5 separate regions of the Homo sapiens genome follow, and all the other regions are linked to region 2. Evidence: chromatin loops called from intact Hi-C (ENCODE). Cell type or tissue: mammary epithelial cell. All regions are shown on one strand. Region 1 holds the start of LOC124903173. Region 2 overlaps LOC105370198 (a long non-coding RNA gene). Region 3 overlaps LOC105370198 (a long non-coding RNA gene). Region 4 has its middle 120 kb from the start of CYSLTR2. Region 5 overlaps RB1 (RB transcriptional corepressor 1).

The links. Peaks named below come from ENCODE experiments on the same cell type or tissue, not always from the same donor. Only the 100,000 strongest peaks of a DNase experiment are listed, where the experiment ranks them.
Region 1: it touches region 2 in a loop (2.5-fold over the local background); 2 of 110 quality-filtered maps call a loop at or near these places.
Region 3: it touches region 2 in a loop (7-fold over the local background); 6 of 110 quality-filtered maps call a loop at or near these places.
Region 4: a loop joins it to region 2, with 9 times the contacts of the local background. A loop is called at or near these places in 28 of 110 quality-filtered maps.
Region 5: it touches region 2 in a loop (8-fold over the local background); 9 of 110 quality-filtered maps call a loop at or near these places.

Annotation. Positions count from the first base shown.
Region 1 is chr13:48,503,214-48,507,213 of GRCh38, forward strand. The region is part of intron 10 of RCBTB2 (RCC1 and BTB domain containing protein 2); the gene reads right to left. It overlaps LOC124903173, which reads right to left and starts at 3,593. Exons shown (of 1, transcript XM_047430824.1): 1 at 1,171-3,593. The coding sequence starts at 3,494. The coding sequence ends at 2,871. RefSeq lists an enhancer at 2,294-2,563. In mammary epithelial cell, a CTCF peak has its summit at 1,596; no DNase peak of the experiment used is centred here; H3K27ac peaks cover 1,480 bases.
Region 2 is chr13:48,124,632-48,128,631 of GRCh38, forward strand. All of the region lies in intron 5 of LOC105370198 (a long non-coding RNA gene), which reads right to left. Among named protein-coding and RNA genes, the nearest start is that of MED4, 32 kb to the left of the region's middle. In mammary epithelial cell, a CTCF peak has its summit at 2,440 (motif pointing right); a DNase peak (open chromatin) is centred at 2,520; H3K27ac peaks cover 336 bases.
Region 3 is chr13:48,208,200-48,212,199 of GRCh38, forward strand. The region is part of intron 1 of LOC105370198 (a long non-coding RNA gene); the gene reads right to left. Among named protein-coding and RNA genes, the nearest start is that of ITM2B, 23 kb to the right of the region's middle. In mammary epithelial cell, no CTCF peak of the experiment used is centred here; a DNase peak (open chromatin) is centred at 2,182; H3K27ac peaks cover 1,125 bases.
Region 4 is chr13:48,767,749-48,771,748 of GRCh38, forward strand. It overlaps the pseudogene PSME2P2. Among named protein-coding and RNA genes, the nearest start is that of CYSLTR2, 120 kb to the left of the region's middle. In mammary epithelial cell, a CTCF peak has its summit at 1,554 (motif pointing left); a DNase peak (open chromatin) is centred at 1,553.
Region 5 is chr13:48,332,509-48,336,508 of GRCh38, forward strand. The region is part of intron 2 of RB1 (RB transcriptional corepressor 1); the gene reads left to right. Among named protein-coding and RNA genes, the nearest start is that of RB1, 31 kb to the left of the region's middle. In mammary epithelial cell, a CTCF peak has its summit at 2,206 (motif pointing right); a DNase peak (open chromatin) is centred at 1,643; H3K27ac peaks cover 594 bases.

The DNA of each region.
Region 1 (4,000 bases), 380 kb after region 2:
AATTCAAGTATAACCCAAGAGAGTAGTGGTCCCCCCTACCAAAAAAGGGTGGTTTAAAATTTTTCCCCCTAAAACATCACTTACTGAAGAAAATAATAAAGATTTGGGTCATCTGGACTGAGGGCCAATAAATAAATATTTTAATGAAGACTTCACCAATTTTTAGAATGCTATGGGTCATTCCAACTCCTATTGCACAGAGTAAATTCAGTAGTTCTACCACACTGGGCTGTATGACCTGGAGCCCAGGAGAGCAGTTTCCTAGGATCACTATGTGATATGCCCTACTGCTCTAAGTTCACGATTGATGAGGAGGTAATTCTCAGAACAATTTTTTTTTTTTAAGACAGAGGAGTCTTGCCTTGTCACCCAGGCTAGAGTGCAGTGGCACAATCTTGGATCTTGGCTCACTGCAACCTCTGCTTCCCAGGCTCAAGCGATCCTCCTACCTCAGCCTCTGTAGTAGCTGGGACTACAGGTGCAAGCCACCACACCTGACTAACTTTTGTATTTTTTGTAGAGACAAGGTTTTGCCATGTTGCCCAGGTTGGTCTTGAACTCCAGAGCTCAAATGATCCGCCCACCTTGGCCTCCCAGAGTGCTGGGATTACAGGTGTGAGACACTGCACCCGGCCTCAGAACACTTCTTAATGGAAAACATTGTCTTGTTGATCTGGAAGTAATTTCTTTTCCATCAGAATAAGCCACCATACAGATTGAAGGAAAATGGTAAACTCTTTTAACCCAGGGGAAGTCCCCATCTTGATTTTGCTACAGCAGACAATGGTACCAGCATCCTCAGAGACTTAGGCTCAGAACTTCAGGGTCATCTTTGACTTCTCCCTCCTCATTTACCACTTTCTTTAGAATATCCAGTTAAATAACAAAGATGCTTTCTTTGTAATGTCTCCCCTCAGCCACCACTGGGGGGTCAGGTACACCCCACATCTGGCCCCTGTAACAGCCTCCCAGGTCTCCCTTGCCTTAGACTCTCTCTTCTGCCCCAACTCACACAGTGCTGGCAGGTTAATCATCCTCTTGGAACACCGTTCTCATCAGAACTTTCACACGGGCAGTGGCTTCTCTCAGATAAAATCCTGACACAAGACATAACTCCATCCATGATTTGGCGTCACCTCTGTACAGACATCTCACAAGTCAATTTTGTCCACACACCCTGTTTCAACAAACAGGCTTTCTCATTGACCTTCAATGACTTCATACATGGTTGTTCAGGAATGTTCTTTCTCTCTGCCTTACAAACCCTACCCATCTTGTAAGGCCCAGTTCAAACTGCCCCAAGTTTGAGGTCTCCCGCTCACCTGAGCTCCTGCAGCACTTCCTGTCCACACCATTCCAGCCTGGCCCTGTTACTTTATGCATCCGTTTCACCTGTTCAGCGAGATGACCAGTTTCTGGCAGGCCTAATCACTGGCTTAATTCTCTCTAAGCACATAACGTGGTGTCTTACTGAATATAATCTATGGGTCACTTTACTGACTGAGGAAGACTCAACAACACAGAGCAAAGGTTGTGTAAGACCCCACTGACACGGGCTAGCACCTGAAGGGTGAGGATGATCCTCCACTGCCTCCTTTAGGCAGTTGCTCTCAAACCAGGAGGGAGGTGTTATCACAGAACCTGGAGCTTGTACCGGCTCGCCTCAGAGGCTGAGACATGCTGTTCTCATGTGCGGTAATCTCACTGACTTATTATGAGGATCGTTCTTAGCCCTTGAAAACCACCCAAAAATACTAGAGGAAAAAAAGGCTACGATGGCCCACAGTGGAGAGCTCAGGATTTGGAGTCAAACCTAGGTTTGTTTTTTATTTCTTTCTTTTTTTTTTTTTTTCTTGCAGCTCCAGCTCAAAGGAAAACAAAAACTGGGTTTGAATCCTCGCTCTACCACTAGGCTGCGTGACTAGCACTAGGCTGCGTGACTAGGGGAATGTCACTTAGCACCTAGGAGCCTTGGTTTCATCACATTGCAAGGGTGGTGTGAGAATCAAGTGATAAAATGTTAAGTGCCAACCAGGCACAATGTCTGGGTGCAAATGGTTGCATGACAATAGAGGTTTCTTTACATTATGATGACTACTCAGCCTTTTAAGTGACAAAGCATCTTTTAGGTGGAGACCATGTATTTCTAGTGATCAATTCAAATTAGTACGACTTTCCCTAGAAGAGTCCTTTCCTGATATTTGCAGGGTTAGGCCAGTCCCCTGGCCTAATCCAGTGCTGTGCAAAAGAACCGTGCCAGACGGGGAAAATGGTTAACAATATTTGGCTTCTCAATCAGCATCATTCTTTTCAACAAATAAAGAAAATGGGAGAAGGAAATAGAATAAACTTATTCAAAGAGAAGTACGTCCACTGTTAGTATCGATTTTACTGGCAAGCCTCCTAAGTTACAAGCAAATGTGAGGATAGCGACATGGTCTGTCTTCGTGGCCTGGTGCTGTGGGCAGGACACGCGGATCAGAGTCAGAGTGTAGTTCTAGGGCCACGTTATTTAAATTCTTATAATCAGCTTTACCATCTTTTCAAAGAAAAAAAAAGATGAGGGGGAACAGGATACAGGCAGCAATCCTCTCACGGTTTGTGGTTTTGTGTACGTGAAATAAGTTCCTTGGCAGAGCTGAGAACCGAAAAAGGCTTCCTTCCGTGACTAAAAGTGTTTACCAGCTGCTGCAGAACTGTGGGCCCGTGATTTAGCTGAGGAACTCATGATTTAGCTGGAGAGAGAAGTCCAGATCTGTGACTTTGCAAATAATTCCCAAATGACATCAGTGTGGCCCTGACTACAAGTCTCCAGTGAGTAAGGAAAAATACCTGGGGGCTCCTCAGGGAATATTTCAAGTAAAAGGGAACTAACTGGGCCATGTATGCTTTGGACTGGCCAGAGCCGTGGAATAAGAGTCTGTGAGGTGGAGAGCAATGCAGGACCAACATGCAGGCAGAGCTGGAGACGGCAGGATGGCAGAGAGCAGCATCGTACAAGACCTGACAGGGACGGAGGCCAACGCCGGGATCGGAGGGCAATGAGGCTTGCCAGGAACAGTGGCGTCGGCTTCAATCCAGAGCCGAAGAGTTCTGATTTGATCTGATGTGATAGGCAAATGGGAAACTGCTTTGTAAACAGGGCCATGATGTGAGGAAATGGTATTCTCAGAAAGACTGACCTGGCCACAGTGGTGTGCAAGACAGGCTGCAAGGGAGAGAAAGAATAGTCTGGAAGGCTGGCTGGGGAGGCCAACCCAAGCTAGGTTGCCAAGGAGTAATGAGGGTGGCCTGGATGTTAATGCAGAGGGAGGGAGAGGAGCGGAAGGTGGCCCAGGGGATGAGTCTAAGAAAACCCCCGGCTGGCAGTGCTGAGGGAGGCAGAAGCCGCGCTGGTCAGGTGGCAGGTGTGGGGGCCAATGTACACATAGCTGAGCAATTAATAAAAGGAAAAAGGGCCTTCTGTGTTTGAACCACCTCAATTGTAAAGCCATCTGGCATTCTCTGGGAGCAGGGGAGGTTAGGGCAGCCCAATGAACAATGTGAAGATAAGCATTTATGAACTGCTCTTCCTTTCTTCAGATTTTAGCACTTTGCAGTGACCTACTAGGCAAAGACTTCTACATTTTTTGGAATCATTTCTGTGTCCTTTGGGGTAATGTTCTATGAAAAATGTCAGTGACTGGAGCACAACAGCATCCTTCACTGATCTGCCCAACATCAGAAAAGCCAAATAATGCGGTTCTTATGTTCCCTTCTGAGATGTTTGTTCTTTGTTATTAGCATCCATGAAAGAGGGTAGCCTCTGCCCCTAGAGCAGCTGGTGACCTGAAGTGGGACACTACTCTCTAGAGAAGGGCTGGGACAGACAGAGCCAAAGGGTGGGTCAGGGAAGGCCATGTGATGCTGCCCGTCCCGGGGCATGGCCTTGTGACATATACCTGGCACACCCGGCTCCACATGGGAAGTCAGGGGTGGGGCGCGGATTTGGTTGGCTGCA
Region 2 (4,000 bases):
AGTTATTATAGTATAGTGGTTTAGGTGCACCATTGTCAAGTTCATGTTTGTGTGATTTGTAAACTCAAATGAAGAAGTTGGGCCAGGCGCGAATGCTCAGGCCTGTAATCCCAGCATTTTGGGAGGCCGAGGTGGGTGGATCACAAGAGGTCAGGAGTTCAAGGCCAGCCTGGCCAACATGATGAAACCCCATCTCTACCAAAAGTACAAAAAATTAGCCAGGCATAGTGGTGGGCACCTGTAATCCCAGCTACTCGGGAGGCTGAGACACGAGAATCACTTGAACCTGAGAGGCAGAGGTTGCAGTGAGCCAAGATCACACCACTTTACTCCAGCCTGGGTGACAGAGCGAGATTCCATCACTCACAAACACACACACACACACCCATTAAAAAAAAAAAAGTTTTCCTTTGTTACTTTTGAAATGTAGTAAATCCCTAATGTGTAATCATTTTCAAACATCATGGATTTTGTTAGGAGGCATAAGAAACAGCACGTGGGCTAGGCACCGTGGCTCATGCCTGTAATCCCAGCGATTTGGGAGGCCGAGGCAGGTGGATCACGAAGTCAGGAGTTCAAGACCAGCCTGGCCAACACAGTGAAACCCCATGTCTACTAAAAATACAAAAAATTAGTCGGGCGTGGTACCAGGCGCCTGTAATCCCAGCTACTCAGGAGGCTGAGGCAGGAGAATTGCTTGAACCCGGGAGGCAGATGTTGCAGTGAGCTGAGACCATGCCACTGCACTCCAGCCTGGGTGACAGAGTGAGACTCCATCTCAAAAAAAAAAAAAGAAAAGAAAAGAAAAGAAAGAGCACCTGGCAGATATGGGTAGAGAGATGAAGAACTAACTGAAGAGAATGAGAAGAGCAAGGAACTGGTTCACACAGTGCGAGCCCCATTGGTGTGCTTTACGTGGTCTGCTTCACTTGGGATTTTCTTGTGTTTGTTTGTTTTTTTTTTGTTGTTGTTTTTTTTTTGTTTTTTTTTTTTGTAGAGACAAGGTGTTGCTAAGTTTTGCCCAGGCTGGTCTTGAACACCTAGCCTTGAGCAATCCTCCCAAGGCCTTCTATCTTGGGTTTAACACTGAAAGTCCTAGGCAACCCCTCAGGCAAACCAGAAAGGTGGGTCACCCTACCAGGTGGCCAGTAAGCATCTTGACAAGAAGGAAATAACGTTTTAAGTCATGAACAGAGCCCTCTTTACTTTCTTTCACTTCAAATTCCAGTGCCTCGGCCTCTCCAAGGACATTCCACTCTCCTATAACAAGCCGAGGAGCAGGCAAAAATGCCCAGGGACTAAGCAGGAGTCCTGGGTTTATTAAACTCTCTCCACTTCAGAAGCAATGCCAGGCCCATTAGGACAACTGGTGAAGGGAAAAAGCTTAAACATAGTTCTCACAAACAGAAACGAAAGGGAATATTCTGAACTGGAAACAGTGACCTTTATGGCATTATTCCAAAAGGAAAGTCAAAGGCAGAGCCTCAGGAAGGCAAATGTCCAGGATCCACAGGAACTCTGACTTATGCGGAACATTCCACACGAGGCCTGCTAATTACAGCGCTGGAGCATCTGTTTTGATAATGTTCTTTGAAATCAACTCAACCCTGAGAATGTGTGCAAATAGACGAAAAAGAAGACTGGACTGTATGACTATGAATACATTTTGGATATTGTAGCATGTAGAAGAACGAAGTAGTACATTAGGAGCATCAAAAATATACATCACTTTTTTTTTTTTTTTTTTGAGACTGAGTCTTGCTCTTGTCACCCAGGCTGGAGTGCAATGGCACGATGTCGGCTCACTGCAACCTCCGTCTCCTGGGTTCAAGCTGTTCTCCTGCCTCAGCCTCCCAAGCAGCTGGGATTACAGGCTCCCTCCACCATGCCCGGCTAATTTTTATATTTTTAGTAGAGACGGGGCTTCGCCATGTTGGCCAGGCTGGTCTCGAACTCCTGACCTCATGATCCACCCGCCTCGACCTCCCAATGTGCTGGGATTACAGGCGTGAGCCACCGCACCCAGCCACATATTTTATATTGTGTGCATTTCACAGAACAGACACATTTGAAAAAATGAAATGGGCCTGAAATAAGCATAACAATAACAACATCATTAATAATGTCATGCACAAAACTAATTAGGGCTATAGAGTTTGTGTAGTAATGGGGATTTTTTTTCCATAATAAAATGATAAAGCTAAGGATTTTAATATGTGTAATGTATAACACAGTAATTCTGAACAAAAAAGCATAATAGGAATATTGGAAATTCTAATGCTTGTTTCTCTGTATGTAATGCAGGAATAAAACTGAGTTAGTTTATACAGACTTCTGTGACCAAGAATGCTCCTGTGTACCCTGGTACAAGTGTAAGTAGGTAACTTGGCTGGGAGTTGAAATTTAGGGGATGTGGTGCAGAGATATAATTTTACCACCAGGGGGTGTTCTTTCCTCTTCCGGAATGTTGATGAGTTTATGTAATCACAAACTAACCCTAAACCAGCCCCACTAAAAATGGGCCAGGCCAGATCCCAGGAAATGGGATTAACTTACATCATTCACACAAATTCCCTCTTGCCCTTCCATTTTAGAGACTGTTGAGTTTTCCTTCAGTTGAGAGAATCATGCTGGCAGCAAGCCAATCTACATGAACTGTCGAAAACAGATTACACCCCTCCTGCTGATCAAAACAGGAGAATGATGACTTAAGAAGTTAGTGCAGGTAGCTATTTCTGATTATCCCCGGGGAGCAGGAGTTTCAAGTAAGCAAGAACTCAGCAGTTAGAAAGCAAACATCGAAAGGGTCTGAGGGGTAGAAAAGTCTCCTGCTTGAATTTTGATCTAAGCTGATTTACAACTGAAAAAGGTTGATGCCTCATTAAAGACCAGAAAAGCCTAGGAAAATTACCAGAGAGATTTTGACAGCTTCCAGAGTCAGCCAGGGAATCTGTCCCAGCCCATTAGTATAACCAAGTTTAGAAAGCAAGGCCTTGGAGAGGTGCCCCAGGGAGATGCCCAAGGGAGTCCGTCTGAACCCAGCCAAATGCTTACTCTTGAAAAAGGAAGACTTTGTCCCCTCTGTCAGCTTAGTGCCAGAAGCTCTGTCAGGGAGAAAGGCTGTGAAGCTAAGAAATATGGGATATTAGGTCACCTGCTCAACTGAAGCAAGTTCAACAAATTCAAACTTTGAGTCAATACATTATTTCCCCTTTTAATGCCCAAAAGTAATACTTGCTCATTGCTAAAACCAACAATACAGAGGCTAAAGTAAAAATCAAAGGACTGTCCTCTCATGACCAGCCCACTCTCCTCAGCCCCACTTACCAGAAATACTCACAGTTGAGAATTTGCTTATATTTTTCGGGGTTTCCTTTTTCCCATGCATTATTTCTGCAAAATGGATCAGTCTATCTGTCTGGCTCTCCATCTATTCATTCTATGCATCTATTAATCACCCATTTGGTTTGGTTTGGTTTTTGCCAAAAAGATATATATATAAAAAATATATATCATATTATATATAATATATATCATATAATATATTATATATGATATATATTCTTTTGTGTAAGTTTTTTATTTAATTGAAATGAAACTTCATTTCAATTTAATGAAGCCGACTTTTCCAAATCAGATCCATTCTTTCTTATAGTGACACAATATTCCATTGTATGGATGGTCCATAACTTTACTAAGCCAGTGCCCTACTGACGAACATTTGTGCTAGTCCCAGTTTCTTTTTCTATTACAAGAATGCTATAATAAAATTCTTAATTAAAAGATGTGGTTATTAATGGATGTGTTGTGTTAAGGATCAGACATTGTGCTAAGCCCTCTACGGGATATTAGGATGAATAAAATATGTTTCCTGCCATCTTGGAGTTTACTCTTTTGTATGGGAGAACTATTAAAAAAAATTGACATTGCAAGGTGCAGTGGCTAACGCCTGTAATCCCAGCACTTTGGGAGGCCAAGGCAGGCAGATCACTTGATCAGG
Region 3 (4,000 bases), 84 kb after region 2:
TCATGAAATCTTCACAATTTATGTTCAGAGACTGCAGTAAAGACGGGTGTAAGAAATCATAAAAGTATTAATTTTGGGAACTGATAAATGTCCATGAAATCTTCACAATTTATGTTTTTGTGACTCAGCTCCAGCCGGTCCCTCCGTTCGGGGTCCCTGACTTCCTGCAACATACACCTATGTAACAAACCTGCATATTGTGCACATGTACCTGAGAACTTAAAGTGTAATAAAAAAAATACTGCTATATTGCCTTCCAAAAGGTTATATCAATTTCTACTTCCACTAAGAGTATGTGAGCCTACTTACTTCTTCACATCCTTGCCAACACTGGATACTATAAAAAGTTTAAATCGGCCAGGCATGGTGGCTCACGCCTGTAATGCCGGCACTTTGGGAGGCCGAGGCAGGTGGATCACATGAGGTCAGGAGCTGGAGACCAGCCTGGCCAACATGGTGAAACCCTGTCTCTACTAATAATACAAAAATTAGCCGGGTGTGATGGCAGGCGCCTGTAATCCCAGCTACTTAGGAGGCTGATGCAGGAGTCACTTGAGCCTGGGAGGCAGAGGTTGCAGTGAGCTGAGATCGTGCCATTGCACTCCAGCCTGGGTGACAAGAGTGAAATTGCGTCTCCAAGTTTAAATCTTTAATAATCATATGAAAAATACATCCATTACATCCATTTTATAGGCTTTTTGTTGTTAAACTTTCATGCCTTTTGCCTGCTTTTCTATTTAATTATAATTTTCTTGTTGATTTGAAGCAGCTGTTTGTATGGTTTTTAAAAATAGCAATTTCTCATAGTATTAAAAATTGTATCCCCCTGCTTTTGTTATCTTTTTAGTTTTTTACGGTACATTTTTCATGAGAAAGTTTATGCAATTTAATGTACTGATGTTTTCCTTTATTCTTACAGGATATTATTTTATGCCTAGAGTCCTTCCCTCATTCTAAGATAATTATTTAAATTCACCAATATTTTCTTCTAGTAATTTAAGGTTCATATTTACATTTAAATCTCTGCCCCAAAGGAAGGTTTTTTGCTCTATGCAAATCTGTACTCTTCAATTTTTTTGTTATGATGAGCATATATTACTATTATAATTTTTTAAAACATGGTCACAAGCTAGTGTAGTACAGATACGTCTTTCTATGAAAATCTTGACAAAAACCAAACCAATAGCAAATGTAATTTGAAAAACACCAATATGGTAAAAGAATGAAAGTAGGCTTCCCATATTTTACTTTGAAATTTGAAAGATCACCATATGTGTGCCTCCCCCTGGTACCTTGAAACTACTCTCTCATGTGTACACACTGTTCAGTACAAGGGGCCTGCCAGCTTGGTACTTACGGCCACCCTCCTCTTTAGTTAGGCTTGAAAAAAAGGAAGAAAAGAAGTCAAGAGAAAGTAACAAAGTAAGATACAAGTAAACCGTTGGAAGTGGAATCAGCATTTACTGCCAGCCAGTAACAACTCTTTCTGAAATGTCTGAGTGCCCGGTAGTACAATGAATTTCTCTACTTCCACCCTAGGAAACGTTTCAAAGCCTCCAGTACTTCCAGTCTCAGTCTATAAACCCGAAGTGTCTCCACTGCACACAAAGTTAAGAGCATAGGCTTTGGAGCCAGACTGCCTGGTTCACCCTGGACTCTGTCACTAGTTGTTAGGGACATTGCTTGAACATCTGTGAGCCTCAATTTTCTCACCTATAAAATGGGGATAATAGTAATACTTACCTTGTATGGATGTCCTGTGGATTAATTACCTGAGTTAATACATGTAAAGCACCTAGATGCCTGAAATATAATAGTGTTCAATCAATATTTACTATTATCTTTACCAGAGAATAGTTAAGTCTACATGAGCCACAAGTGCATTGCAAAAGTCCAGTGGAATAGCAGAAAGGAATTACGGGATGTCCCAGTATTGCTGTTGTTTGACAGCATTGAAAAAATCATGCAAACTCTGTCTTTCTATTTTCCTGAACCTATAACACGTGGATGATTAGTTTCCTATTACAGTTAACAACTAATTGTAAAGTGCAGTTAATATGCAGTTTGAGGGCTTCTATTATTTGTAGTTCTTACTCACTTGACTTAAGACAGGCTATTTTTTCTCCAACTGACTCAGTGCTCTACTCACTACTATTGTGCAATAAAGTTAGAGAAAGTACTGAATCATTTCAAACCTGCTTATTGATACTAAGATCTCACCATGTAATGACACGAAAGATCTTAGTCACACATAAGGTAATGGTAGTGCAGTTGAGAATAAAGGAAAGTGTCTTACTTCGTGAGCTGCACAAATGAGGTTCATCTTGTGATAATAATTCTCACAATAACTCTATGAAGTAAGGATTTTATAAAGTTGTCCTAGGAAGTTCCCCTCCTATAGAAAGGAAAAGAAAACGGGGCCATTTTAGAAGACTACCTATCATATCTATCTGTAGGTATAAGTTTTTTCTGTCACCCCCCCAAAAAACATACAATTGTGCAATTAAGATGCATGAACTTATTGTTTTATTCCTTTTTCGGCTGTGCTTTCCATCTCTGTGTGGTGTGCTCCACTTTGGCTGGATTCTTGTCTCATTTCTTACAGTTCACTATTTTATTCTTTGCTATATTTATTCTGCTATTTGGTTTATCTAGTAGGCCCCTTATTTCAGTGATTATATTTTTTCTTTTCTTTTTTTCTTGTCTTTTTTTTTTTTTTTTTTTTTGAGAAAGATTCTCACTCTGTCGCCCAGGCTGGAGTGCAGTGGCATGATCCCGGATCACTGCAACTTCCATTTCTGGGGTTCTAGCAATTCTCTGGCCTCAGCCTCCTAAGTAGCTGGGATTACAGGTGTGTGCCACCACACCCGACTAATTTTTGTATTTTTAGATGAAACGGGTTTTGCCATGTTGGCCAGGCTGGTCTCAAACTCCTGACCTCAAGTGATCCACCCACCTTGGCCTCCCAAAGTACTGGGATTACAGGTGTGAGCCACCATGTCCGGCCTCTTTTTTTTTTTTTTCCCCTTTGAGATGGAGTCTCTCTCTGTCACCCAGGCTGGAGTGCAGTGGTGCAATCTTGGCTCACTGCAACCCCCACCTCCCGGGTTCAAACGATTATCCTGCCTCAGCCTCCCGAGTAGCTGGGACTACAGGCACGTGCCACCAGGCCCAGCTAATTTTTGTATTTTTAATAGAGATGGGGTTTCACCATATTGGCCAGGCTGGTCTCGAACTCCTGACCTCAGGTGATCCGCCTGCCTCGGCCTCCCAGTGTGCTGGGATTACATGTGTAAGCCACCGTGCCTGGCCCCCTGGCCCATATTTTTTATTTTCAAAATCAATAACTGATTCTTTAAAAACTATCTGCTATTGTGGTTGCAGTATCCTTTTATAGCTCTAAGGTTTTTAATTATAGTCCAACTTAAAATCTTGTTTGCTCTATTGACTGTTTCCTTGGGCATTCATACTTATATTTATTGGGTTTGGTGCCTGTCTTTCACAGTGTTGGTTTTCCTTAAAAGTCTGGTGATTCTTGGCTTGCTGCTGGTCTCTGTGATTGCACAGCCCTGCTTGTGGATGAGCCAGGCCAGACACATCAAAACTAGCAGCCCATCCCTTCTTCCACCCCTCTTCTGGGTTACTACGTTCTGGAGCAATGCTTCTCAATCTTTTTTTCATTATCACCCTCCTAAGGAAACTTTGTAGACATTTTTTTCCTAATCACCACCTCTCCTTCACGAAATGTCAGTACCACAGATGGGCTACATCTCTGTGTACATACTGTGGCCTGTTGGAGCCACAGACTATAGCAATATTTAGGTTTTTTTGTTTTCTTTCCCCAAAATTTCCCACCCAAGACCTAAGTTTTGCCCTGGTGGGAGTAATATCACCTCCAGCTAAAAATCATGCTCTGAAGAACGTCCCTGTTTTTCTGCATTAACTGTCCTACCAGTAAATGTTATTTTTGCCTTCTGCTTCCAAAGCAGTTGACCAAAGA
Region 4 (4,000 bases), 640 kb after region 2:
TACAGAAATCAGCAGTGAGGTACAGAGTGGCTGGATTTGTTACAGCTCAGCGTATGCCTTATTTGAACACAGTTTGAACACTCAGTAGTATATGAATGGCTGAAGTATGGCCACTGGGATTGGCCAAGACTTAGCTATTGTTACAACTACATACCACTAACTTAGGTTTACAATTGTTTCTGTCTATTAAGCTAGGTTATAGTTCATCCACAAGGACTCAAATGTAAAGTACAGAGTCCTTCTCAGGCTATATTTAGTTTGCTTTCACACCAGATTTATAAGTGATTTACTCAACTGTATAATAATACTACGGGATTCTATATATCTCTATATATTTACCATTACCAGGGAATTTAACATTTTCATAGGGCTTTTTGCAGCTGTTTATCACTCTTTTGTATCAATTTGTAGGACTTCCTTTTGCATTTTTTATAGGGTAAGGCAAGTGGTTACGGATTCCCTCAGCTTTTGTTTATCTGAGAAGGTCTTTATTTCTCCTTCAGTTTTGAAGGACAGCTTGGCCAGACATAGTATTTTTAGTTGGCAGGGTTTTTTTCTTTTGGTACGTTGAATATATTACCCCACTCTCTTCTAGTTTGCAAGGTTTCCGCTGGGAAATCTGCTGATAATATTGGTGCTCCCTTGTACATCATGAGTACTTTTCCCCTGATGCTTTCAAAATTCTCTCTTTATCTGTGACTTTTGAAAATTTGATTGTGATGCATGTCAGTGTAGATTTATTCTGTTTGGAGTTCTCTGAGCTTCTTGAATTTGCACATTCATTTCTCTCATAGATTTGGAAAACAGGGTGCCATTATTTTTTCAAATAGATTCTCTACCCCTTTTTCTTTTTCTTATCCTTTTGGAACTCCCATAATGCACATGTTATTCTACCTGATGGTGTCTCAGAAATCTCTTAGACTCTCTTCATTGTTCTTTTGTTGTTGTTGTTGTTGTTCTGCCTTTTAAAAGTTTTCTATCTTCAAGTTTGTTGATTGTTTCTTCTGCCTAGTCAAGCCTGCTGTTGAGACCATCTAGTAAATTTTTCAATTCAATTATTGTATTCCAGGATTTCTGTTTTATTCTTCTTCATAAATTCTCTTTATTGATATTTTCACATTGTTCATGCATTTCTTTTCTAAGTTTGTTTAGTTGTCAGTCCGTGCTCTCTTTTTATTCATTGAGCATCCTGAAGATAGTAATTTTGAATTGTCTGGTAATTTACATATCTCTGTTTCTTTAAAGTCAGTTTCTGGAGATTTAACTTGTTCCTTTAAAAGTGTCATGGTTCTCTGTCTTTGCATGTTTTGTTGTTTTGTTGCTGCAGTTTCAGCATTTTAAGAATCAGCCAACTCTCCTATTATCTGGTTTTATACATACAGGAATTTCTCCAGTCAGCCAGGCTAGAAATTCTGGAAACTTCTCAAGCATTTTCTGGGTATAAGTCTTTCCTCGGCTTGTGGGTGTAATCTGTTTGAAGACGTTTCCCAACATCTATTCAGGAGCTCTCCCTGGTGTTTGTCTGTGATACTGCAGCCTCTCTGGTGCTGTAGTAAATAGTGGTACTGGAGCTCCACCCAGTGTCTATCTTTGGTACTACTGACTCTGGTGCATAGTTGATCATTGTTCTTGGCAATCCTTAGGTGACCTATTCCAGTCAGTGCAGTCTCAGGCACACAAAAGTCCCTTGGGCAGCATCTCTAAAAATCAGGAGGTCTGATACCCCTTCCACTCCTTTCTCACCTCAAGGAGAAGACAAGAGTTGAGGGTTTCCTCCCAATCACATGTTGGAGTGGGAGGGATGTTCTGATGAGAAAGAATGGAGAATGCCACAGGTTTTTCTACTGGGCTTCAATGTGGTTGGCTTCGTGATCAGTATAAGAACCTTTTAACTGACTTTTGGTTTTCTTACAGAGGCATTTGGTCTGACTGTTGTTGCTAATTTTGTGTCCCGTGGGAGAAGAAGAGACTAAGGCTTTCCGTCCTGCCCTTTTCCTGATGTTTCTCCTCTGATTTTTATAATCAGAAGCACAGTAAAAAAAAAAAAAAAAAAGAAACACACACACTTTTTCTTTCTCATGATCCTCATCTTCCACTACTTTTGACGCCAATGGTTTGAGTTTGATTTCTTTTTTAAGACAAAAATTTATGTTACCAACTACCTGTTTCCATCTTGTTCTTCACATCTGAAGTCATTTTGCTTCTGTTGAGGGTAGCTTGATTCTTCCCTCCCACTCCTCACCCCTGCACCAGGGAACGATCAGGCTGTTAGAACTTTGAGATGGAAGGTTTTCAGGTGCTCAACGTTAACCCCACTGCCAAAGGCCATGGGTGGGTGGTGGGAGGGCATATTTGGAGCAGAGCTGTATGCAGAAGCATGGTCTGAACCCCACAGATACCTATGTCACCTTCCCTGTCAGGAGATATCCAGTGCTATCCAGCTGAGTTCCCAATTCCTAGCTTCAAAGGCCACCCAAGAGTCATTAAGTAGATCAAATAGTGAGATGGTATGAGCTGGGATCACTATGAGACTGCCTCCCCTCAAGGATACTCATGGATCCCCCTATTACCCCCAGGTCTACTCTGCTACTATCATTTAAGTTCACTAGGACAGATCCACTGCGATCTGGGAATTCATGCCTACTTGGTCATTGTGAATTTGACCTTTCTGAATCAAAATCCCAGTTCATAGTTAGACATTTTGTGTTCCTATTTTGAGTTTACATAGTTTGACGATTAATTTTAGGTATTAACTTGACTGAGCCAAAGGATGCCCAGAGAGCTGGTAAACATTATTTCTGGGTATATGTGTGAGGGTATTTCCAGAAGAGTTTCATATTTGAACTGATGAACCAAGTAAAGCAGATCCAAACCACTGAGGGCCTGAATCATCAGAAAGGTGGAAGGAGGAAAAAAATCACCCTCTGCTTGAGCTGAGACATCCATCTTCTCCTGTCAGTGCTCCTGGTTCTCAAGTTTTTGGATTCAGGTTAGGACTTACATCATCACCCCACTTCACACTGGTTCTCAGGCCTTTGAACCCAGACTGAATTACACACTGGCTTTCCTTGTTCTCTAGCTTGCAGACAATAGATTGTAGGAATTCTCTGCCTCCATAACTTTGTGAGCCTATTCCTATGATAAATCTCCTCTTATATTTATGTCTATTTATCTATCTATATATCTATAGATATATATCTTATTGGTTCTGTTTTTCTGGAGAACCCTGATGAATACAAATATTATAGTATCCTAGTACCAGAGCAGTGAGCTCCTTGCAAACTAGAGTCAGAAGGATGTGTTGTCACTGGCAGACATCTCCAGGGGTATCAAGAATACCCCTGTTAGAGACCAGAGATCTAGCAACTGAAGCAGCACGGCCAAGCCATGTAGGGTGCGCCTGAGCGCAAACAGGTGGAGGTCTTCCTTCCTTTTCCAGGAGGCTGAGGAATTCCTCTACAGATTCTTGCCACAGAAAATCACATACCTGAATCAGCTCTTGCGAGAGGGCTCCCTCAGTGTGGCTGACCTGACTTCCCTCCGGGCCCCACTGGACATCCCCAACCCAGACCCTCCACCCAAGGATGATGAGATGGAAACAGATAAGTAGGAGAAGAAAGAAGTCCCTAAGTGTGGATTTCTCCCTGGGAATAAGAAAGTCCTGTCCCTGCTTGCCCTGGTTAAGCCAGAATTCTGGACTCTCAAAGAGAAATTCATTCTGGTGATTACATGGATCCAGCACCTAATCCCCAAGATTGAAGATGGAAATGATTTTGGGGTAGCAATCCAGGAGAAGGTGCTGGAGAGGGTGAATGCTGTCAAGACCAAAGTGGAAGCTTTCCAGACAACCATTTCCAAGTAATTCTCAGAACGTGGGGATGCTGCGGCCAAGGCCTCCGAGGAGACTCATGTAATGGATTACCGGGCCTTGGTGCATGAGCGAGATGAGGCAGCCTATGGGGAGCTCAGGGCCATGGTGCTGGACCTGAGGGCCTTCTAT
Region 5 (4,000 bases), 210 kb after region 2:
TGCAGTGAGCTATTATTGTGCCACAGCAATCCAGTCTGGGTGACAGAGTGAGACCCTGTCATGAGACCTGTCTCAAAAACAAAAACAAAAAAAGTAGTAGTTCTGGACACTTAATTTACAGCATGGTTGATTATAGTTAATAATAATGTTTTGTATTCTTGAAATTCACTAAGAGAAATCTTAAGTATCCTTACGACATACACACAGACAAAATGGTGACTATGTGAAGTGATAGATATGTTAATTAGCTTAATTGTAGTGCAGTAGTGCCCCCTTATCCTCAGAGGATATGTTCCAAGACCCTCAGTAGATGCTTGAATCCACAGATAGTACTTAACCCTATATATACTATGTTTTTTCCTATCCTGTACATATATACCTGCATTAAAGTTTAATTTGTAAATTAGCCACAGTAAGAGATTAGTAACAATGACTAAGAAAATAGAACAATTATGACAAGATGCTGTAATAAAAAGTATGTGAATGTAGTCTGTTTCTCTCAAAATAGGTACTCCGCTCACCTGTTTTCAAACCATGGTTGACCATGGGAAACTGAAACTGTGGAAAGTGAAACCGTGGATATGGAATGACTGATGTAATCACTTCTTATTGTATAGATGTATCAAAATATCACATTGAACACCTTAAATATAAACTTTTTCGTTTGTCAATTGTACCTCCATAAAGCTGGAAAAAAATGTGACCTCATTTGTTTGTTGGTGATTTCCTTTTTTGAAACAGCACATGTCATATTTGGTAAAAGGAGTTGATATTGTTAATCCATATAATTGGATCTGAGTTGTAGGAATTAATCTCCTTACTCAATGGTTTTCAACCTTGTTTCCAAGAGTAGTAGATATCAGTTTTGTAGCTATTTTTCAGAAAAGCTAATTAGTAGCCCTTTGAGTATGGTGGCAGTTTTCTTTCCTATATGGTTATACCTTTTTGGATGGATCATTTTTGGGCTTTGAGCTCAATAATCTAAGCAGAGAGCTTGACCAGAAACTTAGTTCTAGGTAGGTTATGTATCATCTGTTCAGAAAATGAGGTCTGTAATGTCGTTCTTTGTGTGTGTGTATGTGTGTGTGTTACCCTTATTGATACTTACCAGTTTGCTATTAATGTGTGAATGGGAGCTGAAGAAACTATAGTGGAACCAACAGTCTTAACTTACACTTTGGTGGTTCAGTTGCTGCTTGTTTCTCTGAGCATATGGAGAAAAAAAAGAAAAAAAAACAAAGAGAGAAAAAGCCACTCTGTAGCTACTGCCACAACTTTTTTTTTTTTTCCTTTTTAGAACTACGCTAGTGTTAGTGCTGGACACTACAAGGCTCTTGGGGTAAAGTAGTGAATTAGATACAATATTTCTGCCTTCAGGATGCTTACATATTCATAGTTGAGATAGGGACAAATGAGCAAGCAAGCAAGTCACAGTTCAGTTAAGAGCTGACAGGTTTATGAACTGAGTTCCATAGGAGTTTTTCAAATTTATTTTAATTTTTCTGATCATATGCTGCATGATCTGTAAGAGTTCTTAAGGGAGGGAGTCCCAGGTGCTCAACTTTTGGGCAGATGGCCAGGTAAATCTGAATTTGCCAGGTACATGTTTTTCTGGAAATAGAATCAACTTTCTTACCCACAAAGGCATTGTGTAACTGGGTGACTGATTCACATGGTGTTCACCCCTGCATGTTGTTTCAAAAATGTGATTGAGTACAAGTAAGGTCAGTTTTTACATTCCTCTTCTTGGCTTTGCCACTCTTGCCTTTTACTTCTGTGCACATCCAAGAATGTCCTTAACACTAGACTGCTGTAAGCTCATATTATACAGGTGAAATTTTCTAGCGTCTTAGCCTGTTATTCCTTCTGTTCCTACGTATCACCTAGGTAAGGAGGAAATCTAGGAGCAAAAGATAAAGGCAGTTCTTCCCCCTATTTCTCTGTAATACCTTCATATTTCATTTAATGTAACCCTACTGCTAATTACTTATTACAGTCTCATGAACTATGCGTAAGGATATATCTTTTGACCCTGAGGTAGAGCACAAAAGCACATGTTTCTTATGACTTATTTTCATCTTTCATATTTCACAAAGTGCAAGCTAGATAGAACATTATTTTTAACTTTTGAAATTGCAACTTAAATTTATGTCAGTTGTGACAGCATACATAGTAGTACTTTTCTGATAGTTCCAGGATGATTTATGTCACCACTTGGTGGAGCTCTTTTATAAGTAAGTGCATTGTTTAAAAAAGCGAGTATAAGTTGTCACTAATTAGGGGTTATCATTAGATTGGTTCAAATGAACTCAACTAAATGATGGTATAATTGGTAATCTCTTCAAGTACTGAGTGTAGATTTTGTTTTAAACTGTAATGTATGTGATTAAAATTTTGATAAAGATTTTTCTCGAGTATTTCTAATTTTTCTCTCTCCTGCTTTATGTAAATGTAGCACTTATTGACTTTTCTCCTATTTTACAATTGTAGATAATTTAAAAAATGTATGCAGGATTAATAAGGAAAATGAAAACTGTTCGTAATCCTACCATGTAGAGATAATCGTGAACATTTTAATATATATTTTCATTTTCTCTTCTTTTTTGTTTTTTCACAAAATTGGAATCAAAATATGTGCAGAACTTTTTATTCTGTTTTTTTCTTAACGTTATATGTTGGGTATTTTTACATATCCCTTTAATATTCCTTGAAACTGTTTTGGGTTTTTATATTATTCTATGATATAGCTCTATCACAATATGTTTAACCATTCTGTTTTAAGATTTTTAGGCTCTTCCTACTATTTTTGCTATTATAAATAACTTTTCAAACATCTATTACACTAAATCTTTTTTTAATTTTTAAGTTTTGTGGGTACATATCAAGTGTACACATTTATGGGACATATGAAATGCCCTGATGCAAGCATGCAGTTCTGTTACTCTAAATCTTGACTCAACTCTATTTTTACTTGTTAAATTCTTAGCTATAAAACTGAGGTATTTTAAGGATTTTTATGTACCTTAACAAAATGTCCTTCAATTGACATTATTCTCAAATATGTTTGTTGAAAATATGTTTGTTGAAAGTACCTTTTTTTTTTTGCAAAGTGCTTGTTCTTTGCCCATTTTCCCCCCATTTTTTGTTCTTTTTTTGGTGTGTGTGGGGGAATTGTTTTGGCTAGGTAAGAATTACTTTTCTTCTGTTTCAACAATTTTTAAAGTGCTATCCTGAGTCCTTTTCATAATTTTCAAGAAAACACATCAGTTACAGATTTTAGGTTGCAAATTGTTGTTGGAAAAGGAGACCTGGACCTTAAAAGAGGAATCAGGCTGGAAAGCAGAATGAGATATGAGAATCATCTGTATATGAGATGATGAGGGCTGTAGGAGTGGATGAGAGTGCTGAGGAAAAAAGAGAATGGTGGGAAAAAAGCCCATGGAGTTGAGAAACCCCATGAAAAAGTTGTGAGAGGAAAAGAGAAGAGAATGAGGATGTGAGGGCATTTAAAAAAGCTACTGAAAAAAGTTGCATGGAGGTATACTGAAGGAGAAAAATTGCAACAGTGTCAGATGCTGCATAGAGGTCTTTCTGGATTTTGCATCCATGTTCATCAGGGACATCAGTCTAAAATTCTCTTTTTTTGTTGTGTCTCTGCCAGGCTTTGGTATCAGGATGATTTTGGCCTCATAAAATGAATTAGGGAGGATTCCCTCTTTTTCTATTGATTGGAATAGTTTCAGAAGGAATGGTACCAGCTCCTCTTTGTACCTCTGGTAGAATTCGGCTGTGAATTCATCTGCTCCTGGACTTCTTTTGGTTGGTAGGATATTAATTACTCCCTCAATTTCAGAACGTGTTATTGGTCTATTCAGGGATTCAACTTCTTCCTGATTTAGTCTTGGGAGGGTGTATGTGTCCAGGAATTTATCCATTTCTTCTAGATTTTCTAGTTTATTTGCGTAGAGGTGTTTATAGTATTCTCTGATGGTAGTTTGTA